2 separate regions of the Homo sapiens genome follow, and region 2 is linked to region 1. The links are chromatin loops, found by intact Hi-C in ENCODE. Cell type or tissue: HepG2. All regions are shown on one strand. Each heading gives the region's core, and the rest is flanking DNA. Links, peaks and the distances in the headings are about the cores only. Region 1 has its middle 55 kb from the start of COPRS. Region 2 has its middle 110 kb from the start of COPRS.

Region 1 (16,304 bases), core at 4,172-12,171:
CTTTGTTCCTCATTGTCCCTGGACATGCAGCTGCTGGCCCATTTATAATAATGCTGGCAAGTACTTGTTCTTCTAGTGGGAGCTGTCCCCGAAGTCTGGGACTGTGGTTCGTTTATCTTTGCAACCCTGGTCGCTTGCACCTGGTAGGCCCTCAATGGAGGCTTACGGTTTATCAGGACAGAAAGACACGTAAACAGATACACACAGTGAAAAGTGCCATAATAGAGGTCAGTGTTGACAATGAACATGCAGGCATTGGGGTCAGACACTGTGCTTGACCCTACAGGGCCCTATAGGGCTGAGACAAGGATCAAGCATGATCCCGTCCCGGGTTACATCCTCCAGTCTAGGAGGAGAGGTGGAGAGCAACAACCACAATACAAGGCCAAAGAGGGGAAGGGAGTGGATGCCAGGGAAGCAGAAACAAGGCATCCCCTAAAGGGCACATAACTCTGGTTATTAATCAGGGGCTGCTTCAAGGAGAAGTAATGTCTGAACTTGGACTTAAAGGGGGGATGTGTATGTTTGAATGAGCAGACATGGGATAGAAAGACATCCCAGGAGAAGGCAATGGTGTGAGCAAAGGTAGGAGACAGAAGGGCAAAAAGCATGTCTGGGAGGGTCCAAAGCTAGGAGATGGCGTGGCCCAGAGCCCAGGAGCAGAGTGAGTCTGGAGAGTCCCAGGCAGGAGTGTAAAAGGACCCTGGTCTTCCTTTGTCTTCATGGCTCCCCCAAGTGACCACCAGAAGACTGTTGGCCCCCTTTGACTGTTATTTCCACATTTTCTGGATTTTTTTTTTTTTTTTTTTTTTTGAGATGAAGTCTCACTCTGTTGCCCAGGCTGGAGTGCAGTAGCACAATCTCGGCTCACTGCAACCTCCACCTCCCAGGTTCAAGTGATTCTCGTGCCTCAGACTCCCGAGTAGCTGGGACTACAGGCACGCATTACCATGCCCAGCTAATTTTTTTGTTGGTTTGTTTTTTGTTTTTGAGATGGAATTTCACTCTTGTTGCCCAGGCTGGAGTGAAATGGCACGACCTCGGCCCAGCGCAACCTCCACCTCCCGGGTTCAAGCAATTCTCCTGCCTCAGCCTCCCGAGTAGCTGGGATTACAGGCATGCGCCACCACGCCTGGCTAATTTTTGTATTTTTAGTAGAGACAGGGTTTCTCCATGTTGGTCAGGCTGGTCTCGAACTCCCGACCTCAGGTGATCTTCCCGCCTCAGCCTCCCAAAGTGCTGGGATTACAGGCATGAGCCACCGTGCCCGGCCACGGCTAACTTTTGTAATTTTAGTAGAGACAACGTTTCAGCATTTTGGCCAGGCTGATCTCGGACTCCTGACCGCAAGTGATCCACCCCCATCGGCCTACCAAAGTGCTGCGATTACAGGCATGAGCCACCACGACTGGCCCGATTTATATTTCTTAATTCAATTTCCTTGATTCACACATTCCCAGTATTTACAACATTTCCCCTGGGCCTCAGGAATTCATCACATGAAAGTTGAGTTATCTGTGCTGAACAGCAGCTTGACATAGCTACATACACAAGGTCAAGAGGTGGCTAACTAGAGTCTCATTGGGGACGCTGGATCCTGCATTTGTTTCTTTACGGGATTAGTTCAAAATAGATCACAGGTTCCTTCAAGTAAGGGGGCTGCCACTTTTTCCTGGCCTTCTCTCCCAGTCCCACGGGCTGAGGTCAATGTCTCGTATCCTGAACAAGAGCTCTATGAGCCCCAGGTGACCTGAGTCCAGCTCCCTGGGGTCCTGGATGGAGTCTAGTGGAGACAGACTAGGGGGGCAGGGCACGAACCTATTGGACAGTCCTGGGCCCAGGAGAACCTGGGAGAAGGAGCCAGAAGTCTGTTCTTGGAATCCCCAGCCAAGGGAGAGGGAGGCAGGAACAATAACCAGGCCATAGGGCAGTGGTCAGAGGTCTGGGAGTAGCTAATGATCACAGCCACGAAAAGAACAAAAATGTAAACAGGCAAGAGCAGGGTTCAGGGGTCGTCATCAAGTAAAGATAAGATACAGGCCATGTGCGGTGGTTCATGCCTTTAATCCCAGGACTTTGGGAGGCTGAGGCGGGTGGATCGCTTGAGGTCAGGGAGTTCGAGACCAGCCTGACCAACATGGTGAAACTCTGTCTCTACTAAAAATACAAAAAATTAGCCGGGTGTGGTGGCGGGAGCCTGTAATCAATCCCAGCTACTTGGGAGGCTGAGGCAGGAGAGTTACTTGAACCCAGGAGGCGGAGGTCGCAGTGAGCCAAGATTGCACCACTGCACTCCAGCCTGGGTGACAGTGCGAGACTCCATCTCAAAAAAAAAAAAAAAGAGAAAAGGGATTTAGAAAAAAAAAAAAATACAAGCTGGGCGTCCACCAGGGGACTCCTTCAACAGGGACTAGAGACTTGGATTCCCCTCAAAGGCAAGGACCAGGTCTCAAACTTTAAGTCCTAAGCATGTGGTGACTGCCTGTGACCCTCCGGAGAGCTGGCTGGCAACTGGCTGGCCAGGCTTATGCCCTCTTTATAGCAGCACTGTCCAGAAGAAATATAGTACAAGCCACTCCATAAGTGTAAATGTTCTAGTAGCCACAGTAAAAAAAGTAAAAAGAATCAGGTGAAACGGATTTTAAAGATATATTTATTTAACTCAGTGTATCCAAAATATTATTTCAGTGTGTAATCACTATAAAAACTAATAAGATTTTTGCTTTTTTTAACCTAAGTCTTTATGTATTTTGCACTCACAGTGTATTGCAATTCAGACAAGCCACAAGTCAAGTGCACAGTAGCTGCGTATGGCTGATATTCCTGTGCTGGATGGCACAGCTTCAGAATGTCTGATTTGGGATCTGTCTTGCAGATGCGAGAGATGAATATCCTTCTCATCCATGGCCAAAGTGGACGCAATTTCTATGGCTGGCAAGAATAGTGTCCCCTTCTGTCCTCATCACCACTTCATGTCCCTCCTGAAGCCACACACCTGATGGAGATATCCTCCCAGATAAAGAATGGGTGCAAATGTAGTGTGCTCCCTTCTAGATTCTCTAAACCAGTCCAGTCCACAAGGCCCATTTGCAGGCACATGCATATTAGGTCTTAGGACCTGCACAAGCCAGGCATGGTGGCTTATGCCTGTAATCCCAGCACTTTGAGGTCAGGAGTTCGAGACCAGCCTGGCCAACATGGTGAAATCCCGTCTCTACTAAAATTACAAAAAAATTTAGCTGGGTGTGGTGGGGGTGGGGGGTGCCTGTAATCCCAGCTACGTAGGAGGCTGAAGCAGGAGAATCATTTGAACCCGGGAGGTGGAGGTTGCAGTGAGCTGAGATCACATCAGTGCACTCCAGCCTGGGCAACAGAGCAAGACTCCATAAAAAAAAATTTTTTTTAATACTTGCATGGTATTTATTAATACTAGGGGAAAGGCTTTTGCAAAGACAGCTGAAGGGGAAGACATATTGGTGCACTAGGGCTGCCATAACAAAGTACATCAGATTAGGTGGTTTCAACAACAGAAATTTATTTTCTCACAATTCTGGAGTCTGGAAGTCTGAGATCAAGGTGCCAGCAGGGTTGGTTTCTTCTGGGGCCTCCCCTCTTGGCTTGCAGATGGCCATCTTCTTCCTCTGTCTTCATGTGGTCTTTCCTCTGTTTATCTGTGTCCTAATCTCCTCTTCTTATAAGGACACTAATCACGCTTGTTTAGGGTCCACCCTGATGGCAGCATTTCAACTTAATTACCTCTTTAAAGACCCTAACTCGAAATATAGTGACATTTTGAGGTTCTGGGGGTTGGGACTTCAACATATGGATTTGAGAAGGACACAATTTGGTCCATAACAGAAGAAAAGCATGGGACACTCTGAGATTAAACACTAAGGCTGTGCACAGTGGCTCATGCCTGTAATCCCAACACTTTGGGAGGCCAAAGTAGGAGGATTGCTTGAGCCCAGGAGTTCAAGACCAGCCTGGGAAACATAGTGAGACCCCCATCTCTGCAAAAAATAAAAAATTAGCCAGGTGTGGTGGTATACTCCTATAGTCCCAGCTACTTGAAAGTCTGAGGTAGGAGGATCATTTGAGCCTGGGAGGTCGAGGCTGCAGTGAGCTATGATTGCGCCATTGCACTCCAGCCTGGGCAACAGAGCAAGATCCTGTCTCAAAAAAACAAACAAACAAACAAAAACCACACTAACTAAAAGCTCCTCCCAAGATCCTTCAGACCTCAATAGGTCTAGGAGTGAGAAAGAGCCTATATTTTCAAAGCTTCAAGCAGGCCTCTCTTTTACAAGTGTTGAATTAACCCCTGGGAGAAGATAGCCTTTTATTTTAGGAAAAATCCACTCTGTGTGACTCTTTCTTGTGAAGATGTAAAGCAAATGTTCCTGTAGCTATGGAGATAGTGGAGACAGCTGGGCTCCTGGGAACCAAATGAGTCCACAAGGTGCCAGGGAAGGTTATCTGTGTAAGTAGAAAATGCTTCTTGGAGTAGGCATGGCTTTGGACTGTCCTGTGCTAGAAAACAATTTCTTCCACTTAGGAAAATGTATAGTCTTACGTAGGTAACACCCACAGGAGATGAGAATCTGAGGCAGGCCTAGTTTTTACCAAGAGCTGGAGAAGAGCCTATAGAAAGAACCTGAGCCACACTTCAGTGCAGTGCTGCCCAGACCGCACCATTAACGTCCCCAAGATGCTATTCAAGATGAGGCCGCTGAGACTGAGGCTGGATCACTGAGTCTTGAGGTATAATCATGTTGTGCTTTGAGTGCAAAAACACACCAAGGAGGGTGTGTTCCCATACGGGGAGTAGACATTCCCACTCTCGATCATCCTGGGAAGAAGTCGTCCCAGAATATACAAGACTGGGGCTGCAAGTTTTCACCTAAAAGGGAAAGAAACTCATCTCCTCCATTTATCTGCAGAAGTGGGAGAGAGACCAACTGGGCAGAGGTCAGCTGGGCTCTATGACATGCCCACTGACATATTCTGTTTAGGATGGCAGGGGTGGCAAGTGACAACCAGGACGGAACAGCTGAACACATAAGCATCCTCTAGAGAATCCCAGAAATACTCAGAGAGGAGAGGAGAAACAAGATGAGGCTTAAAGGGCAATATGAATATTAAATAAGCTTTTTCAGTAGCTACTAGCTGAGGCTTGGATCTGTTTGCCCACTTCCACTAGGCTATGAGTTCTGAAGGCCAAACCTGTTACTCATATTTGTGTCTCCAGAATGATCCTAGCAGAAAAAAGGGGCTCAATAATCATGTGATGCATGAACCTGGAAACCAAGCCCACTCCTGCAGAGGGAAAGCTGAGGCACAAGGGTATTCGGGACCTCACGGATCAGAAAGGAACTCTGGGGAATCTTGAATGATGTTTTTTCTCGGTACCTCCCAACAGAAAGAGAAAAACCTGCCTCCCATCCTCCAATGTGCCTCTCAACAGAGAAACAATATTGAAAAGCCAGCAGAAAGCTTTAACAGAAAAGAAAAGCGAGTGGCTCATGGTAAGCCTTGTGTCCACGCAAACATTCTGTGGATGAAGAAGAAAATAACCAGGAGCCAACATCCACACAGGCCAGGCACCAGGGCTCCCTTCTCCTGGCACCAGTTTCTGAAAATGACTTCTCTCCCAAGGACCCCAAAAATAAGGGGGAGCTAATTGCATCCCAGAGCCCTCCCCATCTGGACTGAAGTCAAGGAGAGACAAGGAAAGAGCTGGGGCTTGACAAGTTCATTAGAAGAGGGCTCAAGAGCAATGTGGCTCTGCCAACAGCATCCAACAGCAGGAGGATCTAAACAAACCTGGTTTCTCTGTTCTCAGCAGTCCTTCTGATGAAAAGGACTGGCATGGTTTTACTGCCTAGCTGGTTAAGCAAAAAAAGAAATGTATTTAAGAGCAGACTGGAGATGAAACATTCAGAGAGTAACACCCATGGTTTGATAAGGAAACTGTCACTGAAGGCAAGTCCTAAGTGCCAGAAACCTGGTCCTGCTGCAATCACTACTGTAGCCAGCACTGATTTCATGTCAGCACCAGGAACATGAACTTGCTACCACCGGCAGTCACCACCAAAAGCTGGGCACCCTTGTTGCCATCCACACCAGCAAACATGGCTGCTCCAGCCACAGCCTGTTTCTCCCTGGGGCTCCCACTTGAACCAGTGTCAGTATGGACGCATCTGATTGGTGGAGCCTGGCCCAGGTCTATGTCCCAGACCCAGGGCAGGCTGGGAACTTGAGTTCTGACTTCCTCATAAGACATAAGAGGAACTTCCCTGGAAACAGAAAGACAATTCAAAAGGGCATTTCAAGGTTAAGAAAAGTTCATGGTGGTGATGGTAGCAAAACAGTGTGACTGTATGTAATACCACTTCAAAATGGTTAAGAAAGGTCAGGCATGGTGGCTCACTCCTGAAATCCCAGCACTTTGGGAGGCTGAGGCAGGAGGATCCCGCTTGAGCCCAGGAATTCGAGATCAGCCTGGGCAACATGGTGACCCCTGTCTCTACAAAAAATTAGGCTGGGCGCGGTGGCTTATGCCTGTAATCCCAGCACTTTGTGAGGCCAATGCGGGTGGATCACCTGAGGTCAGGACTTCAAGACCAGTCTGGCCAACATGGTGAAACCCTGTCTCTACTAAAAATACGAAAAATTAGCCAGGCGTGGCGGGGTGCGGTGGCTCATGCCTGTAATCCCAGCACTTTGGGAGGCTGAGGCGGGCAGATCACGAGGTCAGGAGATCGAGACCATCCTGGCTAACACGGTGAAACCCCGTCTCTACTAAAAATACAAAAAAAAAAAAAAAAAAGTATCCAGGCATGGTGGCACGTGCCTGTGGTCCCAGCAACTCGGGGAGAAAAGCTTGAACCTGGAAGGCAGAGGTTGCAATGAGCCAAGATCGCGCCACTGCACTCCAGCCTGGGCAACAGAGCAAAACTCTATCTCAAAAAAAAAAGAAAATACAAAAAATTAGCGAAGTGTGGTGGCAGCTGCCTGTAGTTCCAGCTACTCACGAGGCTGAGGCAGGAGGATCACCTGGGACCAGGGAGGTCAAGGCTGCACTGAGCCGTCGTCGCACTACTGCACTCCAGCCTGGGTGACAGAGTGAGATCCTATCTCAAAAAAAAAAAAAAAGGGTGGTTAAAACGCTATATTTTGTTATGTGTGTTTTACCACGAAGAAAATTTTGAAGTTAACTACAAACAAACAAAAAAAGACATTGGACAGCTGTGTGACAAACAGCCATGGCTGATATCAATCACTGTTGGTGAATAAGTAAATAAAGGCATTAGGCAGAGACATAGGATCCTCAGACCCACAGTAGTAATGACCAGTCACTGTTTAACCTTTCTCAGTTTACTGAGCATTTTCAGCGTACTTTGTACTTCCTGCTATCATAGCTCACACCACACAGGAGGACTGTTGTTTACGTAATCACAGCTCATTTGTGTGAGTATTTAGTGTGCCTGGTGCTTCCACCCATTATGTGTTACTCCTCACTGCAACCTGGAGGTAGGTGTTGGGTGCCGGTATTGCTCAGAAGCAGCAATTCATTTGTTATACTTGGGGAGGGGAGGCTCTCGGAATAAGTCAACAGAAATAGAGTGTGAAGTTAGCAAATTCAAGGTAAAGATCCAGAAGAAACTATAGAAAACTAAAGAAACAGAGAAAATAAGAGAGAAAGTTCAACATATTTATTTTTTGTGACCACAAAGTGAGAAGCCTAGAATAGCCTGAAACACAGAGAAATTTAACCAAATAGGCATAGGACTAAAATGCTAAAACTAAAAACTAAAATGGCATAATGCCCTACATCTGGTAGCCCTGGCAACAGGCCTCCCACCTTAGAGTATGATGTTATAATGAGAAAAAAACACGTGCAAATAAAGTAAATAGTCATTCCACGGCTGTGGAGAGAATTGGATTTGATGAATGTCAAGTCTTCGCACATTTCCAGGCCCCCACTAAAGGAGAATCAATCAGCAACAGTTCTATTCCCATTTTCAGATGGAAAATCTCAGCCTCATATGAGTGAAGGAACATTGCCATTTGCTATCAAAGACAGATCTTGATCCTATTTTTTTCAACCCCAAATTCCAAGCCTTTGGCTCATCTGAAGGTTTGGGTGGGAGTGTGAGGAGGACTAAATACAGTGGACCTGTATTTTAAAAATCAATATAGTCTGGATGCGGTAGCTCACGCCTGTAATCCCAACACCTTGGGAGGCCGAGGTTGGGCGGATCACCTGAGGTTGGAAGTTCGAGACCAGCCTGACCAACATGGTGAAACCCTGTCTCTACTAAAAATACAAAATTAGCCGGCTGTGGTGGTGCATGCCCATAATCCCAGCTACTTGGGAGGCTGAGGCAGGAGAATCACCTGAACCCAAGAGGTAGAGGTTGCGGTGAGCCCAGATCTCACCATTGTACTCCAGCCTGGGCAACAAGAGCAAAACTCCATCTCAAAAATAATTAATTTAATTTAATTAAAAAATCAATATTATTTTACTGAGAACAAGACTGTGTGCCTCTACTCCATGGAAGTAACTATGGCAGGCACTGCAGATTGGAACAAGATGAGCGGGAACCCCCTGTCCTCAGGGCAGTGGTGTCGCCAATGAAATGGGCCTGATGCCATGTTTATAGCGTGAGCTGCTTTCATTTCTCCTTCCGTCAGGGGAACAGGTTTGGCTAAGCCAGCGATTCTCAGCCTGGGCTGCACCTTGTTTTGTTTGTTTGTTTTTGAGTCCGAGTCTCACTCTGTCGCCCACGCTAGAGTGCAGTGGCGTGATCTTGGCTCACTGCAAGCTCCGCCTCCTGAGTTCACGCCATTCTCCTGCCTCAGCCTCCGGAGTAGCTGGGACTACAGACGCCTGCCACCACGCCCGGCTAATTTTTTGTATTTTTAGTAGAGACGGGGTTTCACCTTGTTAGCCAGGATGCTCTCGATCTCCTGACCTCGTGATCCGCCCACCTTGGCCTCCCAAAATGCTGGGATTACAGGCGTGAGCCACCTCGCCTGGCCGGGCTGCACCTTGTTAGCTCCTGGTCTGACTTAAGTGGTCAGGCATGCAGCCAGGGCATTAGTGAATGGGCAGCCAAGTGAAGCAGCCCCAACCTAAGCTGAGATAAGCTCTTGGGCCAACTGGGGCATGGAAGGGAGGAGGGAGTGTGGGGACTTTTGTATCAGGGAAGTAAATGGGCCTTCCAGGAGAATGGCCAGGGCTGTGGTCTCTGTGGCTGTAGATACAAGCCCCAGGGAACTGACAGAAGGAGGAGCGGGGAGCCCTGCCTCTCAGCAGGCACCTGCAGAAGTCACAGCCACAACCTCAAACATCAGGCTGCTCTCAGGGTGAAAATGCTTCCCGCAGCCTAAGATAGGTCCTTTATTGTCAGAACCAGGAAGCCAGGTGTGGTAGCTCACACCTGTAATCCCAACACTTTGGGAGGCCAAGGTGGAAAGGGGTGGTTGCGGGGGAAGTGGGTAGCACTTGAGGCCAGGAGTTCAAGACCAGCCTGGGCAATATAGTGAGACCTCATGTCTACAAAAAATAAGCAAAATTAGCCAGGTGTGGTGATGTGTGCCTGTAGTCTCAGCTACTCAGGATGCTGAGGTGGGAGGATCACTTGAGCCCAGGAAGCGGCAACTGTAGTGAGCTATAATCGCGCCACCACACTCCAGCCTAGGCGGCAGAGTGAGACCTTGTATCAAAAAGAAATCAAAAACAAAACAAAAAATAACTAGGGCTACATGGAAAGGAAAAGACTCCAGTGAATACACACTTGACTACAACCAGAGTGGCCTTCCTGACCATGGGAGGTGAGATGCACAACTACCACTGCTACCTAGAAACAGTCTATTGCAGGGGTCCCCACCCCACCCCTGCCATCATACCGGGTGCACAGCAGGCAGTAAGCGTCAGGCAAGCAAGCCAGCGAAGCTTCATCTGTATTCCCAGCTGCTCCCCATGGGTCGCATTACTGTTTGAGCTTTGCCTCCTGTCAGATCAGTGGTGGCATTAGATTCTCATAGGAGTGTGAACCCTACTGTAAACTGCACGTGTGCCGGATCTAGGTTGCTCGCTTCTTATGAGAATCTAATGCCTGATGATCTGTCACTGTCTCCCATCACCTCCAGATGGGACCATCCAGTTGCAAGAAAACAAGTGCACAATTGGCTGGGCACAGTGGCTCACGCCTGTAATCCCAGTACTTTGGGAAACTGAGGCAGGTGGATCACGAGGTTAGGAATTCGAGACAAGCCTGTCCAAGACGGTGAAACCCCGTCTCTACTGAAAAATACAAAAATTAGCCGGGTGCGGTGGTGGGTGCCTGTAATCCCAGCTACTCTGGAGGCTAAGGCAGGAGAATTGCTTGAACCCAGGAGGCAGAGGTTGCAGTGAGCCGAGATCGTGCCACTGCACTCTAGCCTGGGTGACCTGGGTGACAGAGCAAGACTCCATCTCAAAAAAAAAAAAAAAAGTGTACAATACATGTAACGTGCTTGACTCATACCAAAACCATGTCCCCCACCCCCAATCCATTGAAAAATCGTCTTCCACAAAACCAGTCCCTGATGCCAAAAAGGTTGGGGACCACTGGTCTATTGCATTTTCAAGCATAGTCAGATAAATAAAATGCATTCTTATTTTATTAGCAACTCTTTTTTTTTTTTTTTTTTTTGAGACATGGTCTCCCCTGTCACCCAGGTTGGAGTGCAGTGGTGAGATCACATCTCATTGCAGCCTTAATCTCCTGGCCTCAAGTGATCTTCCTGCCTCAGCCTCCTAAGTATCTGGGACTACAGGCGGCATGACAATGTCCAGCTAACTTTTTTTAATTTTTAATAGAGATGAGGCCACACTATGTTGCCTAGGCCGGTCTCAAACTGAGCTTAAGCGATCTCCCTGACTCAGCCTCCCAAAGTGCTGAGATTACAGGTGTGAGCCACTGCACCCAGTGGTTTTTTTTTTTGTTTGTTTGTTTGTTTGTTTGTTTGTTTTGAGACAGAGTCTCACTCTGTCGCCCAGGCTGGAGTGCAGTGGTGTGATCTCGGCTCACTGAAACCTCTGCCTCCCAGGTTCAAGCGATTCTCCTGCCTCAGCCTCCTGAGAAGGTGGAACTACAGGTGCCCACCACCATGCCCGGCTGATTTTTGTATTTTTAGTACAGACAGGATTTCCTCATGTTGGCCAGGCTGGTCTCGAACTCCTGACCTCAGGTGATCTGCCCACCTCGGCCTCCCAAAGTGCTGGGATTACAGGCATGAGCCACTGCACCTAGTCTATTTTATAAGCAACTCTTAAAAGCTCCTGCAGTGTGTGAGTTACAGCAGAGACAACTAGTTTCATCTATTTATTTTATGTGTTTAGCACTTAATTCACATGAGCATACATTGCAAGACACTCAGCTGTAACACATTTTTACTATGCTATGTTCTTACACATTAACCAGATTTCATTGATTACTCACAACCAACATTTGTGAGAGCAGCTGTCTTGTTTCCAAGAATTCCTCTCTTTCTCAACATTTTCTGTCCATCTTTGCTATTGTGAGGTTTGGTTTCCACATTGAAATCTCTTTTATCTCCAATCTTTCACTAGTATTTCTTCTGTAGTTTTTCAGAGTTCTTACATACCTTTTCTACCATTTTTGTACTTCTTTTTTTGTTTTGTTTTGTTTTGTTTTTTGAGACAGAGTCTCACTCTGTCACCCAGGCTGAAGTGCAGTGGCATGATCTCGGCTCACTGCAAGCTCTGCCTCCCGGGTTCACGCCATTCTCCTGCCTCAGCCTCCTGAGTAGCTGGGACTACAGGCACCCACCACCACTCCCGGCTAATTTTTTGTATTTTTAGTAGAGATGGGGTTTCACCGTGTTAGCCGGGATGGTCTCGATCTCCTGACCTCGTGATCTGCCCACCTCGGCCTCCCAAAGTGCTGGGATTACAGGCGTAAGCCACCGCGCCCAGCCCATTTTTGTACTTCTTAAAATATTTTACACAAGTAAATAAATACAAAGAAAAGATTATTCGATTAGGTGAAATAGACAACACAATTCTTGTCAATATTTTAATGCTCTGTAATAAGTTCAAAATGGATGGCATGTTGAACATTATTTGATGTGGAAACTCTAAGCTTAACTTTTCAAAGATTAAATCAAAGCTCAGAAACATGCACAGATTTTCTCATCAATAGTCACTGCCTATGTCAATCTGGGTCCTCCAGGAAGCAGATGCTGAGATGGAGTGAAGAGGAAAAGATTTATTGGGGGGCAATAATTACAAAAGATAAGGGGGCGGATGACGTAGGTCTGTGAAGGGAAAACATTCCAAGTGCAATGCAGATCTAATCATGTGAAAAGAAAGAGGGGAGGAAGAAAAATAGGGTAGAATACAGAATTTTCAAAGCTTCCGGCAGCCCAATGGGGGAGTGAACCAAAATGCCCAGTGGAAGACTCCCACATTGGGCAGAAATGATGAGGCTCTGGTACCCCTGGCCATGTTCAGCCATTGGCTTGGGAGCTGCCTGGGAAGAGAGAGACCTCAGCTCAAATGCTGCTACTGGCTGAATGCGGTGGCTCACCTATAATCCCAGCACTTTATTTATTTTTTTTGTTTGTTTTCTTTTTCTTTTTTTTTTTTTTTTTTTGAGACAGTCTCGCTCTGTCATCCAGGCCAGAGTGCAGTGGCACGATCTTGGCTTATTGCAACCTTTACCTCCCAGCTTCAAGCAATTCTCCTGCCTCAGCCTTCTGAGTAGCTGGGATTTTTTTTGCGGGGTGGGGGACGGAGTCTCGCTCTGTCGCCCAGGCTGGAATGCAGTGGCACGACCTCGGCTCACTGCAGCCTCCACCTCCCGGGTTCCAGTGATTCTCCTGCCTCAGCCTCCTGGGTAGCTGAGATTATAGGCACATGCCACCATGCATGGCTAATTTTTTGTTTTTTTGGTTTTTTTTTTTTTTAGTAGAGATGGGGTTTCACCATGTTGGCCAGGCTGGTCTCGAACTCCTGACCTCAGGTGATCCACCCGCCTCAGCCTCCCAAAATGCTAGGATTAAAGGGGTGAGCCACTGCGCCTGGCCTAATTTTTGTATTTTTAGTAGAGATAGGGTTTCACCACGTTGGCCAGGCTGGTCTCGAACTCCTAGACCTCAAGTGATCCATCTGCCTCAGCCTCCCAAAGTTCTGGGATTATAGGTGTAAGCCACCATGCCCAGCCTAATCCCAGCACTTTAGAAGGCTGAGGTAGGAGGATCGCTTGAGGCTAGGAGTTCAAGACCAGCCTGGGCAAAATGGTGAGAACTCATCTCTACAAAAAACAAATGCTACTATGGAGGACCCCAAAGGTGCTGCAGCTGCACGCTATCTGCTAACCTCATTCCTTGCAGCTGAATGGCAAGTTCGTTCTTGAAAGGAGATCCCAGCAATGTTCTTCCATGGCTCCCATGCTGCCTCCTCCCATCTGCCAATGTAAGCCTTTGTAAGTGAAAAGGCACAGCCTCCTAAGGTTACTAAATGCTTGTCTATTCTTGGCCTGGAGTGATCAAGTGAATAACATGCCCAGCTGAACTCGGGGAATGCAATCAAACTTTTTTTTTTTTTTTGAGACGGAGTCTTGCTCTTGTTGCCCAGGCTAGAGTGCAATGGCGTGATCTCAGCTCACTGCAACCTGCACCTCCCGGGTTCAAGCGATTCTCCTGCCTCACCCTCCCAAGTAGCTGGGATTACAGATGCCCACCACCATGCCTGGCTAATTTTTGTATTTTTAGTAAAGACGGGGTTTCACCATGTTGGCCAGGCTGGTCTTGAACTCCTGACCTCGTGATCCCCCTGCCTCGGCTTCCCAAAGTGCTGGGATTACAGGCGTGAGCCACCATGCCTGACCAACAATGAAACATTTTACATAGAGATATAGTTGATGAACAGTGGTGGAAACATGGGTAACTTGTTTCTTTCTGCTTTACTTTATATCCCAGATTTTTAAAAATGACCTTTTTCTTTTTGAAGAGAAAAATATATAAAAAATATTTTTAAATCAGTCACCATAATAACACTTTTTAATCTAAAATTATATTCCCCAACTTAGTAGCTCAACAAATTGCTTCCTAGAGAAAGAACATGGTCAAGGACCAAGCAGAGGCTTTGCGTTCAGACAGACCAGAGTTTGAACCCCAGCCCTATTACTGCAACCCTGCACACTGGGCAAGCCCTTACCCTCTCTCAGCCTCAATTCCTTCCTCTGGAAGGGAACTTATGTGTCTTCCTTCTTCACACTCCTTTATTAGAAGATGCAGTGTGGGTAAGCCCTCTCATTCCATTTTGTGCTGGGAGTTTCTAAAAATCAAATCTACATTCAGAAGACAGACAGTGGCCATAGCTGAAGAAATTCAAAATAATGACCTGGGAAAGTCCCCAAAATGAGTTCTAAAAAGCTCTTTGGCAGCAATTCCTCTTGCAGGCATATGCCCAAAATAATGGAAAGCAAGGACTCAAATATCTTTGTACGCCCATGTTCTTAGCAGCATTATTCCCAGTAGCCAAAAGGTAGAAACAATCCAAATGTTTATTGACAGATGAATGGATAAACAAAATATGATATGTACATACAGTAAAATCGTATTTGGCCTGAGAAAGGATGCATGTTGACACACACTAGAGCATAGATGGAGCTTGAGGACATTGCGCCAAGTGAAATGAGCCAGACAAAAAAGGACAAATGGTATGATTCCATTTACATGAGGAACAGCACATAGTCAAATTCATAGAGACAGAAAGTAGAATAGAGATTGCCAAGGACTGGGGGGAGGAGGAAAAGGGAAGTTAGTGTTGGATGGGTATCAAGTTTCAGTTTGGGATAAGAAAAGTTATGGAGATGAACAGTGGTGACGGTGGTACAACTATGCGAATGTACTTAATGCCACTCAACTGTACATTTTAAAATGATTAAGGCTGTGGTTCACGCCTATAATGCCAGCACTTTGGGAGGCCGAGGCGGGAGGATCACGAGGTCAAGAGATTGAGACCATCTTGGCCAACATGGTGAAACCCCGTCTCTACTAAAAATACAAAAATTAGCTGGGCGTGCTGGCGAGCGCCTGTAGTCCCAGCTACTCAGGAGGCTGAGGCAGGAGAATCGCTTGAACCCAGGAGGCAAGCTTGCAATGAGCTGAGATCTTGCCACTGCACTCCAGCCTGGTGACAGATTGAGACTGCATCTAAAAAAAAAAAAATTATTAAAATGGGCCGGGCATGGTGGTTCACGCCTGTAATCCCAGAAGTTTGGGAGGCCGAGGTGGGCAGATCACCTGAGGTCAAGAGTTCAAGATCAGCCTGGCTAACATGGTGAAACCCCGTTGCTACTAAAAATAGAAAAAAAATTAGCCAGACATGGTGGCGGGCGCCTGTAATCTCAGCCACTCGAGAGGCTGAGGCAAGAGAATCACTTGAACCTTGGAGGCAGAGGTTGCAGTGAGCTGGGATCATGCCACTGCACTCCAGTCTGAGCAACAGAGCAAGACTCTGTCTCAAAAAAAAAGGGGTGGGGGTTAAAATGGTACATTTTATGTTATGTATATTTTACCAAAAATTTTTAAATAATTTTTTAAAGCCTCCTTGCAATGCAGCATTATTATTAATATTATTATTATTGAGACAGTGTCTTTCTCTGTCACCCAGGCTGCAGTGCAGTGGCACAATCTCAACCCACTGCAGCCTCCACCTCCCCAGGCTCAAGTGAGCCTCCCACCTCAGCCTCCTGAGTAGCTGGGACTGCAGGCGCAAGCCACCACGTCTGGCTAATTTTTGTTGCTTTTCGGTTTTGGGAGGGGTGGGTTTTGGTAGAAGAACGGTTTCTCCATGTTGCCCAGGTTGGTCTCAAATTCCTGAGCTCAAGTGATCCTCCTGCCTTGGCCTCCTAAAGTGCTGGGATTACAGGCATAAACCACTGCACCTGGTCACAACACAATATTATTATTTGAAACACATGCAGGAAATAAAGCTGAGCTACAAAAGATGTTTCTCATATAGAGAAGCAACTTGTGAAATTCGTTGCATTTTTTATAAATTCAATTATAAAAATAAGAAAGTCATATGATTTGGCTCTGTGTCCCCACCCAAATCTCACCTTGAATTGTACTCCCATAATTCCCATGTGTTGTGGGAGGGACCCAGTGGGAGATAATTGAATCACGGAGGCAGTTTCTCCCATACAGTTCTTGTGGTAGTGAATAAGTCTCATGAGATCTGATGGTTTTAAAAAGGAGGCCAGGCACAGTGGCTCACACCT
Region 2 (16,304 bases), core at 3,586-11,585, 52 kb before region 1:
TGTGGTTGGTTTCAGGGAAGCGCAATGAGCCCCCCATCAGGGCTAACACATCTCAATTCTGGGACTTTGGTTTGTGCCATCAAGGAAGAGGATTTTCTTTTTCTCCTCTGGAAAGAAAATGAGAAGAATGTACACCCTAGAACTGCTGGCAGTCACCTTGTGGCCATGAGGGCACAGCCAGTTTGAGAAAGAAGTGAACACAGAGGAAACCAAACTGAAAGATGGAAAGCTGGAGTCTTGTGAAACCATTTGAACCAATGCAATGAGCCATGCTTAAGGCCAGGCTTACCCCTGGACTTCCCACTTAACGTTTTTATTTGGGTCCAGTTTTCTTCACTTGACACTGCTAGCATCCTACCAGATAAGGCACCTTCGACCCCTCTGGAGTTAGGTTACCTCGCCCTGCCCTGCACCGCATGTTGGCACTTTATTACAGGCACTGCTTTAGCCCATTCCTCTGTGCCTTTGGTATTTCCTATCTTCTGAGATGGGAACTCCTCCTCCCATTTCCCACTCCAGATGGTGCCAGTTGAGCCAGCCCTGGCCTCCAAGGAAGGTTACAAGTCATTCAAACACCAGATATAAACAATAAGAGAAAGCTGGATCAGCAGGCAAAGTGCAGCACCCCATCAATCCAGGCAATCCTGCAAAGGTTCTGCCATCCCAACCCACCCCGCTGTCAGGGGGCTTTGGCAGCAGCTGAGAGACATCTCGGGGAAGCCAGATGGCACTCAGCATGGCTGCTAATGTGTGGCAAGATTCACAGCTCTAGACTCCTATCTGGGGATAGGATTCCTAACCAGGAGAAGAACTGGCAGAAGCAAGCAGAGTTCTCAACTTAGAGAGACTCGGGCCAATTATTTCATCAGGCATTCAGGCGAGAAAGTGTCCAAACACCAGAATAGGGGGCCAGTCCACCCTTTGTATCAGAAACACGGCAGAACTCCAATCACTTCAGTGAGGCCAAAATCAGAACCTGCTTGGAGGCCAAGCTGCCTTGAAACTGGGTTCTTCTGAAGGATATCCTGACAGGGGACATCACTGGGCCTGTGGCTGGGAGTCCGGGGGCCCACACTATCCTCCTTTCCACATCATGCAGGAAAGCCCTGAGGGCAGAGACCATCTGTGAACCAAAACCCACCCTCTCTTCTTTATCAGATGTTTGCTTACAAGTTGCAGTCAAAGCAGCAATGTGCCCAATCCTGTTAAAAGACAAGCCTCTTCCACCAGCCCCCTTCTTCCTGCTTGGAATGTTAATGTAACTATAAATGCTTAGAGCTATGGCAGCCACCTTGCAGTCCTGAGGACAAAGGCCAGGAGAAAAGTAAAGACTTGACCCAGATCCTGATATTACTGAGCTGTTAAACCAAGCCAGAGACTGCTCTCATCTGGACTTTTTGTTCTATGAAGTAATTTATTTTTATGTATTTACTTCTTTTGAGACAGGATGTCACTCTGTCACCCAGGGTGGGGTACAGTGGCACAGTCATAGCTCACTGCAACCTTGAACTCCTGGGCTCAAGTGATCCTCCTACCTCAGCCTCCCATGTTGCCAGTACTACAGGCACTTGCCACCACACCTGGCTGTTTTTTGTTTTGTTTTGTTTTGTTTTTGTAGAGACCAAGCCTTGCTTTATTGCCCAGGCTGGTCTCAAATTCCTGGCCTTGAGCAATCCTCCTGCTTTGGCCTCCCAAAGTGCTGGGATTATAGGTGTGAGCCACCATACCTGGCCTTATGAGGTAATTTAATGTTTTAGTTGCTTAAGCCAGTGGTTCTCCAAGTGTGTCCCCAGACCCACAGCTTCAGCACCACTTGGGAGAGTTAGAAATGTACATTCTCAGGCCCTGCCCAGACCAATAGAACTTGACTCTTTAAAGTGGGACCCTAAGGCAGAGGTTGCAGTGAGCTGAGATCACGCCACTGTACCCAAGCCTGGGGAACAAAGCAAGGCTCTGTCTCAAAAACAAAAAAACAAAGCAAAACCAAAATGGGACCCTGAAAATTGAGTTTTACCAAGTGCCCCCAAGTAATTCTGGCATGTGCTAAGTTTGAGAACCACTAGCTTAAACCACTATTTTATCAGATTTTCTGTGAGGTGCAGCTGAAAGCACCTCTAATTTATACCTTTCTCCACTGTATCTCTGAACTGTTTGTGAGATATCAAGAGGCTGAGAACAAGGCAGGATAAGCCAACTGTCACAAGCCCAAATAGCAATGTTTCAAGGAGAAAATGAAACTCACAAAGGAAAAGATAAATGCAAATTAAGCACCTCTATCCATGGGAATAATCATAAATACAATCAAAAGGCAAAATGAAAGACTGGGGAAATAATTGCAACAAATATGACAACATTTAAAATCCTTTCTTTGTTAAAAGGCCATGCAAAACCAAAAAGGAAAAAACAAGATCTCAGAGAAAAAGAACACACAAAAAAAATTCAGAATAGGAAATATAAATGGATAATAAGAAAAATGGCCAGCTTGTTAGTAATCAAAGCAATGTGAATTTATTTATTTATTTTTTTGAGACAGAGTCTCACTCTGTCGCCTAGGCTGTAGTGCAGTGGCATGATCTCAGCTCACTCCAACCTCTGCCTCCCAGGTTCAAGTGATTCTCCTGCCTCAGCCTCCTGAGTAACTGGGATTACAGGCACCCACCACCACGCCCAGCTAATTTATGTATTTTTAGTAGAAACGGGGTTTTGCTATGTTGGCCAGAATGGTCTCCAACTCCTGACCTCAAGTGATCCGCCTGCCTCGGCCTCCCAAAGTGCTGGGATTACTGCGCCTGGCTGGTTTTTACATGTTTTAAAGGTTGGAAGAATAAGAAGGGAGAAGAAGGCCAGGCGCGGTGGCTCATGCCTGTAATCCCAGCACTTTAGGAGGCCGAGGCAGGCAGATCACGAGGTCAGGAGATCGAGACCATCCTGCCTAACACGATGAAACCCCGTCTCTACTAAAAATACAAAAAATTAGCTGGGCGTGGTGGTGGGCGCCTGTAGTCCCAGCTACTCAGGAGGCTGAGGCAGGAGAATGGCATGAACCCGGGAAGCTGAGCTTGCAGTGAGTTGAGATTGCACCACTGCACTCCAGCCTGGGCGACAGAGTGAGACTCCGTCTCAAAAAGAAAAAAAAAAAAAAAAGAAGGGAGGAGGAAGAAAAGGAATAAGGGGGAAGAAATGGAGGAAGAAGACAAAGGAGGTTGAGGAAAAGGAGTAGGGAGAGGAGGGGGAGACATTCACTGCAGTGGCAGAGACCGTATTTGGCACAGCCTAAAATATTTTCTATCTGCCTTTTACTGAAAAAATCTGCCAGTCCTGGACTGCTTCTAATCTAAAGCAGGGTCAGGAAACTACGGCCCCAAATCTAACCAGCCACCCGTTTTTGTGAATGAAGTTTTATTGGAACTCACCACATGCGTTTGTTTACAGAGTTTAGAGCTGCTTTTGTGCTTCCATGGCAGAGTTGAGAAGTGTGACAGAGACTGTGTGGCCCACTAAACAGAAATATTCCTTATCTGGCTCTTTACAAAACATTTCCCAACCCCTGGTCTAATAAATAATCAGAAAGAAAATAAAAATGCTTGCACAAAGATGTTTATTATTACATTATTTATCTAGAAGGCCAGTTAAACAAATGATAGGATGACATTAAATTGATATAATGAACATGAGTTACCCCAGCACCTCAAATCCTAAGGATTCAATAAACATTTTTAATTATTATTGCCTATGGAATAGTCATTTTCTCATTTTTCAAAGACCCAGTAATAAAACAGGAAGGCAGGATATAGTGTAGCAGATACAAGAGGCTATGTGCTTCTTTTGTAGAAAGGAGCAATGTCTGTTTTTATTTTCTATTATTTCAATTATGTTTTAAGACATAGATATGCAAGATAAAAGAAGGTAAAGGAATGAATCAGAATCTCGGCTGTTCTCCCTGGGCTAAGGGGTTCTGGATAATTTTCATTCTTCTCTCATATGCTTTTTAGTAATTTCCAAGTTTCCTGCAATGGAGGATTATTGCTCCTATTATCATTAAAGTTAAAATTCTTTCTTCTCATACAGTAATTGAGTTCAGAAATACAGCTGAGGGCCAGGGGCAGGCTTTGGGAGTTGTTGCTACAGAAGCTTAGCATGAAGGAAAGGGCCAAAGGCAGGAAGGAAACGCAGAACGAGGAGCCAGGGTGGGCGGGAGGTGGCCACCATGCACAGCCAAGCAGCCTGTGGCAAACCCCAGGGGCCACAGCGCTTTGAAGGACAAGGAGATCTGGCCTTGCTTCCCAAAGTGCGGCCCCCAAACCAGCAGCACACGCACCTCTTGGGAGCTGATCAGAAATTAGACTCTCAGGCCCCACCCCAGATCCACTGAATCAGAGCCTGCATTGTAAAGGATCCCAGGTGATATGTGGGCACACTCCAGTTTGAGAAGCATGGGCTGCTCTGGAACCCTGTGGCACTGTTAACCCTCCTGCAGCCATGGCCCTCCACCCACGATCTTTTTCAGTAACAGCCGCTACACTGGAAATGCATTCCAAGAGAGACCTGTGACTCCCTGGCAAGAAAAAAAGGATGGCTGGGTGCGGTGGCTCATGCCTGTAATCCCGGCACTTTGGGAGGCTGAGGTGGGTGGATCACCTGAGGTCAGGAGTTCAAGACCAGCCTGGCCAACATGGTGAAACCCTGTCTACTAAAAATACAAAAATTAGCCAGGCATGGTGGTGGGTGCCTGTAACCCAAGCTACTAGGGAAGCTGAGGCAAGAGAATCACTTGAATCCGGGAGACAGAGGTTGCAGTGAGCCGAGATAACACTACTGCATTCTAGCCTGGGGGACAGGGTGAGACTCTGTCTCCAAAAAAAAAAAACAAACAAACACACACACACACACACACACACACAAGACAAAAGGGGGCCTTAAAAGGAAAAACAGAAAGATAGATGGGTAAGCCACTGCCACCACCTTTGCACCCCTGTGCTCACGGCACACACACACACAGAGCCAGGTGTGTGTGAACATGAGGTTGGAAAACACTCAAAAGGCAGCAGGCAGCCTTTCCAGAGGCCCTGAGAGGCCTGTCCCCCACTGTGGAGTACCTACTGTCCTCAGGTAGAGACAGAGACTGTGTGCTGCAACAGGGGGAGTGTCCCAAGGCGACCTATTTACCCAATTCCTGGAAGAGATTTTATTTCTTGTTAAAATATCCTGGCTAGGCATAGTGGCTCATGCCTGTAATCCCAGCACTTTGGGATGCCGAGGTATGAGGTTTGCTTGAATCCAGGAGTTTAAGACCTGCCTAGGCAACCTGGTAAGATCCCATCTCTATTAAAAAAAAAAAAAAAAAACTTTAAAAATAGCCCAGCGTGATGGCATGAAACTGTAGTCCCAGCTACTTGGGAGACTGACATGGGAGGATCCCTTGAGCTCAGGAGCTGGAGGCTGCAGTGAGCTATGATTGCACCACTGCGCTCCAGCCTGGGCAACAGAGCGAGACCCTGTCTTTAATATATATATACTGAAGAACCACCAGACGCTAGTTGAGAGGGGCACAGAGGTGGAGAACCATGAGCCTGACTGGGCCCGGGGGCTTTGGCTTGCATGGTCTCCACCAGCCTTCTGAGCTGTCACCGAAGCAGGTAACTGCAGCCCCTCCATGTGCTGCATGTGCCTTGTCATGTGCCAGTGCTGCATGTGCCTTGTCACCCTGCATCTGCACAGCAACCCTTTGGGGTGGGCACCATGGCTCATCCCATTTGATAGGCGTGGAAACTGGGGCTCAGAGAGGTTGAGCAGCTTATCAAGGGAGAGGCAGAGCCAGGCGTCATTGTGAAGAATGTGACCCCCAAGGCCGAGTGTCTTCCTGGACACCAGGCTGTCTTCCAGAAGCATCACCTTTGATTCTCACTGTCATGCCAAAGAGGCTGCTGAGTGATCTCATCAGATTCGAGCAGCTCTGCTCAGAGATGTCCAGCTGTCCACGGCCTGCCCTGGGTCAGGAGCAATAAGCATACTTGATCAAACAAGAAGTCCTGCTTCCTGCCCCAGCAGCAAGGGGCCTGCCCAGGGCCCATGCAGCTACTCGGATGCAGTGGCTCTCCAATTCCAACCAGGTGGGCTCCAGGACTAAGTGAAATGAACCCATCGCAAAAGGGCAAATATTGTACAATTCCACTTATAGGAGGTGCTGGCATGGTCAAATTCATAGAGACAGAAAGCAGAACAGTGGTTACCAAGGGCTGAAGGAAGAGAGGAATGAGAGCAATGGGTGCAGAGTTTCTGTTTGGGATGATGAACATTCTGGAGGTAGATGGTAGTAGTGTTTGCACAGCAATGTGAGTGTACTTAATGCCCCTGAACTACACTTAAATATGGTCAAAATGGTCAGTTTTATGTTATGTGTGAATATATTTTGAGACTGAGTTTTGCTCTGTCACCTAGGCTGGCTCACTGCAGCCTCAAACTCCTGGGTTCAAGGGATCCTCCCCCTCAGCCTCCCAAGTAGCTGGGACTACAGATGTCTGCCACCACACCCAGCCAATTTTTTTATTTTTTGTAGAGATGGGGTCTCACTCTGTTGCCCAGGTTGGTCTCCAACTCTTGTACAACTCAAGCGATCTTCCCACTTTGGCCTCCCAAAGTGCTGGGATTACAGGCATAAGCCACCACACCAGGCCTATTTTGTGCATTTTAACACAATTGTTAAAGTGGTAAATTTTATGTTATGTATATTTTATCACAATTTAAGGAAAAAAAAAAGCAGGAGAGAAGGGAAAAGAAAGAGAGACTCTTAGGCCCTGGGAAGAGGAAACAGGAATATTTATTGAGCACCTACTGGATGCTAAGCTCTGTGCTGGGCTCTTCACATGTGTTCTCAAAATAACCCTTGAAGTAGGAACTGTTAGCAAACTGAGTGAGGTTTAGAAAGTGGCTTGTCCAGCATCATGAAGCCAGACAGTGGTAGACAGGGACTCATACCTAGGTCTGCGGCCTCAAGGACACTAGCTCAGCCCACAGCCATCCAAACACCATCAGAGAGAGGACATGTTGGGAAGGCCTGGTCCTCCATCACTCATTCATTCAGGGTCACCAAGCAACACTGCAGGACTGGACAGAGGTGGCGGTAAAGGGGTTCACAGTCCCTGACAACTGCGCCAGCTGGAGAGTGTGGGGGCCCACAGAGCAAATCCCTGTGTCACTTCTCACCCTCAGAACCTTGGCCTGAGGTACATTCTGCCTTTGGCACCGCCCAGCCTAACTTCCTCTGAGCAGGGAGCTGCAGCAAGCTGAGGTGAAGGGAGTTAGGGCTAGGGTCAGGGTGAGACCCGAATTTAACTTTGAACATCCCAGAAATGGCTCGCTCCCAGACATTGCACAAAAGCACAGTGACACAGGTTCAAATCCTGTCCTGGGCTTGGCAGCAACTTGGTAGAATAGAAAATGCAGGGGCTTTGGAGTCAGATGGGCTTGGGTTGAAATTCATACTCTGCCACTTGCTGTATGATCTAGGCTGGGCCTCAACTGAGCCTGTTTTCTCATGTGTCGAAGGGGCGTGGTAATACCTTCTTTACCACTGTCATCCCATGTGGACTTTAGAGCCAAACTACCTGTTTCCCCACCATTTATTTGCCATGTGAACTTGAATAAGTTACTTAACCCCTCTGTGCCTCAGCTTTCCTCATCTGTAAAATTGGGATAGTTATTACCTTGATGGGTTTTTGTAAGGATTAAATGAGTTAATACAGGTAACATGCCAAGCACAGTGCTTGGCACAAAAGAAAGTATGTACATATATGCGCTTTATGTGTATGTGTGTGTGTGTGTGTATATATATATATATATATATATATATATATATATATATATATATGCTATTATGAAACATATATAAGCCCCTGGCACATAGTAGGGGACTCACAAAGCATACTTCCCCCTTCCTTTCCTGCCTCCTGTTTCCTCCTGTATGAGGCTCAGAGAAGCTGTTAATGGTGTTTGTCCTGGATTTTTTCCTAAATATCCAGGTTGGACACAGCCAGTGCTGGCAGGAGCCCCTTGCCTTTCCTGCCCTTCCCCTCTCCCAGATATCAACAGGTGCTTCCGAGGAATGAGAAGGAAGCCTATCGAGCCACATTCTCCAGAAAAGAGGCGCAGCACAGTCGCTCCAAAAATGTGCAGCCTCTCAGCTGCCTGTGCCAAACCCACCCCATCTGTCCTCAGCCTGTGTTCCCAGGTCCCAAGGCAGTCCTGAGAGACCTCAGAGCACTGGAGGAGACTCCAACCTTGCCTCTGGGCAGACACGAGCTGACACAATAGGGAGAGACCCTTACTCCAAATGAGCATTACTTGATCATCTCCAGCCACTGTGCACGAGCAGTATTTACTTTCTCCATTTTACAAGACACAAAAGCACAGAGAGGTTAAGACAATTGGCCAAAGTTAACCAGCAAGCCAATGCAAAGGTAAAAAGTTAAATCATGGCCTTTCTAGGCTGGCTGCAGTGACTCATGCCTGTAATCCCAGCACTTTGGGAGGCCAAGGCAGGCGGATCACTTGAGGTCAGGAGTTTGAGACCAGCCTGGCCAACATGGCAAAACCCTGTCTCTACTAAAAATTCAGAAAAGTAGTTGGACGTGGTGGTTCACGCCTGTAATCTCAGTTACTCAGGAGGCTGAGTCATGAGAATTGCTTGAACCAGGGAGGCAAAGGTTGCAATGAGGTAAGATTGTGTCACTGCATTCCAGCCTGGAGCAAGACTCTGTCTCAAAAACAACAATCATGGTCTTTCTTGATCCCAAACCCAGCAGCTGGCCATTATCACATTCTCCCCCTCACTGCTGAACCACATCACCATCAGCTCTGTTACTCACTGGTCACAGGAACTTGTGTGAGTCCCTTCACCTCTCTGAACCTCCACATCCACAGTTGTAAAATAGGCAAACTACTGTACCAGGCTGTTTGTTCATTCGACAGTCATTGACTGAACCCAGAGCCATACTTACGGTGAAACTATTAAAGCTTCCTGTTCAGGGCCTCTCCTTCACACAGGGAAGGGCCTAGTAAGCATCTCACTTTTCTTAAAAAAAGTTCCCAGCCCCACAAAACCTGGGCCTGCCCCTGCTAACTGTGGTGTGTCAGCATCATGCCAAGCTCTGGATGTAGGACAAGATAGGAACAAAACGGCCAGGGGAGTTCCCCGGCCTGGTGCGGTGGCTCACACCTGTAATCCCAGCATGCTGGGAGGCCAAGATGAGAGGATCCCTTGAGTCCAGGAGTTTGAGACCAGCCTTGGCAACATGGCAAAACCTTATCTCTACAAAAAACACAAAAGTTAGCCGGGCATGGTGGCACATGCCTATAGTCCCAGTTACACAGGAAGCTGAGATGGGAGGATCACTCGAGCCCAGGAGGTCGAGGCTGCAGTGAGCCATGATCACACCACTGCACTCCAACCTGGGTGAGAGAGTGAGACCTTGTCTCAGGGGAAAAAAACAGAATCCCTGCATAGGGCTTGACTCTTGACTCACAGTAGGTGCTGAATAAATGGTAGCTGGCATTATTACTTATTGTCTCTCTCTTTCCCATTAAAATGCAAGCTCCCCAAGGATAGGGAACTTTTTCAATTTTGTTCCTTGCTGTAGCCCAAGAGTTTAGAACAGTTCCTGGCATGTGGTAAAAGCCCAGAAGATATTTTCCGACCCTTGAGATGGTTTTGTTCAACTCTTCAATTCACAGGTGAGGAAACTGGCCCAGACAGGTGTGTCTTTCCCCCAGTCTCACTGTGCTGAACAGGGCCAGGCCCCAGGGCCCCTCAAGCCCTGAAGAAGGTTTTCTTCTACTTCCTGCTGCCTCCTTTGATGATTCACACTAGGGCCCAAGAGATACTTCTGGAATAAAAAATCAAGGGGTCAAGCTGGGTGCAGTGGCTCATGCCTGTAATCCCAGTACTTTCGGAGGCCGAGGTGGGTGGATCACCTGAGGTCAGGAGTTTGAGACCAGCCTGACCAACATGGTGAAACACCCATCTCTACAAAAATACAAAAATTAGCTGGGCGTGATGGTGGGCACCTGTAATCCCAGCTACTCGGGAGGCTGAGGCAGGAGAATCACTTGAATCCGGGAGGCAGAGGTTGCAGTGAGCCAAGATCATGCTACTGCATTGCAGCCTGGGCAATAGGGCAAGACCCCATCTCGAAAAAAAAAAAAGAAAAAGAAAAAAAATCAAGGGAAGGCTGGGCACAACAGCTCATGCCTGTAATCCCAGAACTTTGGAAGGCTGAGGTGAGAGGATCACTTGAGCCCAGGAACTCAAGACCAGCCTGGGCAACATAGCAAGACCCCGTCTCTACTAAATATACAAAAATTACCCAGGCATAGTGGTGTGCACCCATAGTCCCAGCTACTCAGGAGGCTGAGGTGGGAAGATCACTTGAGCCTGGGAGGAAGAGGTTGCAGTGAGCTGAGGTCACGCCACTGCACTCCAGCCTGAGTGACAGAGTGAGACACTATCTCAAAAAAAAAAAAAAAAAAAAAAAAAAAGGCCAGGTACAGTGGCTCACGTCTGTAATCCCAGCACTTTGGGAAGCCAAGGTGGGCAGATCACTTGAGGTCAGGAGTTCGAGACCAGCCTGGCCAACATGGTGAAACCCTGTCTCTACCAAAAATAAAAATAAAAAAATTATCTGGGCGTAGTGGTATGCGCCTGCAATCCCAGCTACTTGGGAGGCTGAGGCACTAGACTCACTTGAGCCTGGGAAGTCAAGGTTGCAGTGAATCGAGATTGCACCACTGCACTCCAGCCTGGGTGACAGAGCAAGACTCTGTCTTGAAAAAAAAAGAACAGCAAGGAAATTGGTAGAGTGTAGACCTTGCAGTGAGGTTGCCAGACTTAACAACAACAATACAGGACCACAGGTTAATTTTAAAATTTAGATAAACAAAAAATAATATTTTTCTATTAGTGTATCCCATGCAATCTTGGGGGCATAGTTATAATAAAACACTATTCATTGCTTATCTGAAATTCAAACTTAACTGAGCATCTTATATATCTGCTGGAAACTCTGCCTCAGATTTCCACTGAAATTAGTTCAAATTCCTGCTCCACTACTTACTGTGTAATCTTCGACAAGTATCCTAACCACTCACTCTGCCAGAGTCTGAATGTTTTCAAAATTCATATGTTAAAAACCTAATCACCAATGTGATGGTATTAGGAGATGGGGCTTTTGGAAAGGGATTAGATCATGAGAGCAGAGGCCTTATGATTGGGATTAGTGCCCTATAAAAGAGACCCCAGAGAGCTCCCTGACTCCTTCCACCATGTAGGGACACAGTGAGGAGGCACCATCTATGAACCAGGACAGAAGTCCTTACCAGACACCAAATCTGCTGGTGCTTTGATCTTGGACTTCCCAGCCCCCAGAACTGTAAGAAAGAAATCTCTGTTGCTTATAAGCTACCCCATCTATGGTATTTTATTACAGCAGCTCAAATGGACTAAGACACACTGTAATCCTCAGTTTTCTCATCTGCAAATTAAGGATAGCCCCACCTTCTTCACAGAGTGGCTGTAAGGATTAGAGATGATACCTTAAGTATTGGACACACAGCAGACAGACACTCCCAATGTTGGTTTCCCTCCCTGGTTTCAGAAGCCCTTAGGGGACTCGGGAGGGAGCATGACTTGCCATTTGTAGGATAATATGGTAACTACGGTGTTCAAGTTCTTCCAAACAGCATTCTAGTATATAGAATAGAATATTGTGAGTGCTGCCTTAAGGCAAACTTCTCATCCCTTCAAACCCAAACTCCCTTTTCATAAGCTTTTTTTTTTTTTTTTTTTTTTTTGAGACAGTGTCTCACTCTGTTGCCAAGGCTGGAGTGCAGTGGTACAATCTCGGCTCACTGCAGCCTGGCCTTCCCAGGCTCAAAGCAGCTTTCCACCTCAGCCTCCTGAGTAGCTGGGATTATAGGCACCTACCACCCCACCACCACACCTGGCTAATTTTTTGTGTTTTTAGTGGAGACAGGGTTTCACCGTGTTAACCAGGCTGTATTCAAACTCCCGGCCTCAAGCGATCTGCCCACCTCGGCCTCCCAAGATGCTGGGATTATAGGCATGAGCCACCACGCCTGCCTTCATAAGCATTTTAAATGCCTCTTTGACTTTATTTAAATGCAGTAATAAACTATTTATATGACAACACAAAAGAATTAATATAATGATATACCTGCAACTTAAATGAAAAATAAAAGGGATAAAGTAACATTTCAACACATAAATACTTGGGCACGTCGTAGTGTGATACTTGCATGGAATAAGAAGAAATACATTTAGATTCAGAAGTTAGACAATATTCAATATTAAGTTGAACTCTATGAAATTTCCAATATGGAACTTTGATCTACAAAAATGGTAATTTCATGATTCAACCTAATACCTGATATTCAAAAATACAAGCAAATGGGGTGGGGGGTATCTTTTCCTCTACTCACAAACTAAACTACCTGTCATGTACATGTGTGTTGCACCATGAATCAATAGCTACAAATGCAGGTAGGTATAAATGTATCAGCAACTCAAATATCGTGTCATTACCATGCAGGTTGCGATTTTCCAAAATGGTGACATGCTCTTGTTAACATTGCACACAATGCAAAGTATAATCTTTCCCTTTTTTCCCAGTATTTGCACTTTTGAAAAATTGTTTATATTTGAAAAAATTCAAAAACATGACATTGCTTTATATATAAAACAGCATTCATTTCTGGGATCAGCAAATTATAAACAGGTTTTGGGGTGTTTTCTTTGTTTGTCTGTTTTGTTTTGTTTTATTGGGGGTTTTTTTCCTATATGAATTTCTTCCAGGACATTCAGAAGTTCAGAGGAGGCAGGAAAGCTTCTTGTTGCCTGGGTCTGTACCATATTGCACACGCTACAGGACTTGCCCTCTTAAATGGAAGTAGTTGACTGCAAAATCATTATGACAACCAAAAATAATCCCCCTAGTTCCAAAACCACCACTAAAGAGATGATATATCCCCATTGAGAACCACCAATCTAATAACTTCTGCCTGAATGCTTTCAGTGATAAGAAATTGACTCTACAATACCATCTCATTGACTCACCTGTCAGGAAGTAATAATTCCTTCTTCTATCTCTGGTGGGTACCCAAGTTGGGCCCCATCTCTGTACTATGGTCACCATGGAGCCTCTACCAAAGAAGCTGCTTTCTAGACCTTTCCATTGTGACTCACGCTCCAGACTCCACTGGGGGAAAAAGACAGATGTGGGAAGCTCTGCCCAGTCAGGATGAGGCTGGGGAATAATCTATTATGCTCTTCTTGCCCCATCTTGTAGTGGGTTAGTGAAAAGAGGGAGCTACAAAACAGCATATATGAGATTCTTTCATTATTATAAAAATGCATATGAGTGTGTGTGTGTGTGTGTGTGTGTGTGTGCAGAAGGAAAGACCACCTGCTCAGTGGTTAGGAACTCAGACAGACCTGGGCTCAACACCCAGATCTGCCACTTATTAAATGGTAAACCTTATTAAGTGGTTGGGAAAACAACCATCCTGAGACTTAGTTTCTCTGTCTATAAGGTGGGAATAATAAGGGCACCTACTTCATAGGAATAAATTAAGATAACACATGTGGGGCACTTAGCAGAATGCTTGGTGCCCAACAAATGTTGGCTTACGTGACTTTGCAATGATAGTGGATGAAACAATACATTTTTCCAGGGAAAACCCATATATGCACCCAAGGTGCAAAATGAGCCCCATGACCCCTTTGGCCTCACCAGGATGGCTGAGCACAAAATGAGATTAAATCCCTCTGATGACCTTGTGCAGTGGCAAGCCAGACTGTACCCTTCAATCTGGGGACCACCACACGGAAGAGGTCTGCAGAGAAAAGGCCCCATAGGCAAGACATAGCACAGGTTCAGCCCATACTTGTGCGAAAGACCCAGAGCTTATTCAGGCAGCATTTTGGTAGAACAAAGAGAAATGCAAGATTATTGGAGACCATAAAACAAAAAAAAATAGGGAGAAGATAATCAGCCAAGCAACCCACACTGGAAAAGTCAGGGGACAGAAAATTAAATGAAGCAGGGTTTTATCGTACATACTTGAGCAGGTCTTCTGAAATTTAGCTGCAAAATGTACCTGTTCATCCTTCATAGTCCTGCTGTCTGAGGTCTCCATCCTCACAAACAAACCAGCCCTCAGTGGGTTAGCTGCCTGCTGAGCTGGAGTATACTTGGGAAAAGGTTCCCAAATGTCTTCACACAAGGAATAAGATGAAAAAACTCCTGTCGATGTTTTATGGAATATTTTTACATTTTACTAGCATTCATCAGTCTTTTACTATTGACAAACATATCCCTTATATCCTATTTCAGGATTTTGAATTTTTAGGCATTAAATTTGGTAAATACTATATGTTCATTTTCTCAAGATATTTTATTTACATGTTTTTGTTTTCCAGTTTTCACAAGAGTTTCTTTAAATTCTTACTAGAATTTCTTTAAACTTCCAAGCTGCTATATCTGTTAAAAATTAATTGTATTTGTTCATTTGGATTTTATCTCTTATGTTTTAGAGAGCCAGCATAAACACACAGAACTTTTATTCTCATCAATGTCCTCTTTTTTTTTTTTTTTCTTTTTGTAAGAGATGAAGTCTTGCTTTGTCACCCTGGCTGGAGTACAGTGCACAACCATAGTTCACTGAAGTCTTGGACTTCTGGGCTCAAGTGATCCTTCTACCTCAGCCTCTTGAGGAGCTGGGACTATAGGTGTGAGGCACCACACCCAGCTAAAGTGAGACCCCATCTTTTTTCTTTAAAAGTACCACTCCAGGGGCTCCCAGGAGCAAGATCTAGGGTTGCACACAAGGCCCCACTCTGCACTCATTCCTCGCCTCAGCCTCCCAAGTAGCTGGGATTACAGATGGGAGCCACGGAGCCCAGCGTCAATGTCCTTTATAAGTCAGCATTACAAGTTATTGATTGATATCATTCATAATCTCTTGGTCAGAACTTGCCACATCAGTACTGGCAATTAGGATAACTTCCTATATGAATGAGGCTATTCCATGCCTTCTTTTTTCATCTGACTCTGATTCTAATTATACTGTGAGCTCTGAGAAAACATTCTTACTTGGTTACAATTTGTATTCCTTCAACTAATCACCCACTTACTTAAGTACAGATTCTAGCCTGTACTTAGATAAATATTCACTGGTTGTCCATGGTCAACAGTTTCCTGATTGCCACAGTTCCCTGGTTCAAGTATCACAAGCTTACTTTAACAGACATCAGCTGGGCGCAGTGGCTCACTCCTGTAATCCCAGCACTTTGGGAGGTGAGGCAGGCGGATCACGAGGTCAGGAGTTTGAGACAAACCTGGCCAACACGGTGAAACCCTGTCTCTACTAAAAATACAAAAAGTAGCCAGGCACGGTGGCGGGTGCTTGTAATTCCAGCTACTCAGGAAGCTGAGGCAGGAGCATTGCTTGAACTCAGGAAGCAGAGGTTGCAGTGAGCTGAGATCATGCCACTGCACTCCAGCCTGGGTGACAGAGCAAGACTCTGTCTTGGGGAAAAAAAAAAGAGAGACATCGTATGACCAGTGGATTCATTTGCCCATGGGTCACACGACATTAATGAAATGCAGCTGTTGTCAATGAAATGCAGCTTCATTACACTTACAATTCATAATATCTAGCAGACTGAAAAGTCTGTATCAGTAATGATTTGTCAATATGTTGCCATGTTACAATTAATCAAAACTTGCCAGGCACAGTGGCTCAAGCTGTAATCCCAGCACTTTGGGAGGCTGAGGCAGGCAGATCACTTGAGCCCAGGAGTTCAAGACCAGACTGGGCAACATGACAAAACCCTGTCTCTACAAAAAATACAAAAAGTACAAAAAATTAGCCAGGCATGGTGGCACATGCCACCATGTCCCAGCTACCTGAGAGGCTGAGGTGGGAGGATCACCTGAGCCCGGTGGTTGAGGTAACAGTGAGCCATGATTACACCATTGCACCCCAGCCTGGGTGCCAGAGTGAGACCCTGTCTCACAATATTAATAATAATAATAATAACTTACAATTATAGTCAAAATAATTTTATAAATGAGAAGGAAAGCTCCGGCTATATGCAAATGCTAAGTTAGGTGAATGGATTATACATTGATATAGCCTAGTGGTGACTGAAATCTTGATTCTCAAAGATTTTAAGGACTAGATATGAACTGAAGTCTTCCACCAGCCTTCTTACCTTTTCAGAATGTGTC

What was found. Peaks named below come from ENCODE experiments on the same cell type or tissue, not always from the same donor. Only the 100,000 strongest peaks of a DNase experiment are listed, where the experiment ranks them.
Region 2: a loop joins it to region 1, with 1.8 times the contacts of the local background. A loop is called at or near these places in 3 of 110 quality-filtered maps.

Annotation. Positions count from the first base shown.
Region 1 is chr17:31,796,538-31,812,841 of GRCh38, forward strand. No RefSeq gene overlaps it. Among named protein-coding and RNA genes, the nearest start is that of COPRS, 55 kb to the right of the region's middle. RefSeq lists a silencer at 4,371-4,564 and an enhancer at 6,073-6,367. In HepG2, for the core only: no CTCF peak of the experiment used is centred there; a DNase peak (open chromatin) is centred at 7,384.
Region 2 is chr17:31,745,622-31,761,925 of GRCh38, forward strand. It overlaps the pseudogene GPR160P2. Among named protein-coding and RNA genes, the nearest start is that of COPRS, 110 kb to the right of the region's middle. RefSeq lists a silencer at 8,649-8,943 and an enhancer at 16,016-16,304. In HepG2, for the core only: no CTCF peak of the experiment used is centred there; DNase peaks (open chromatin) are centred at 7,580 and 8,760.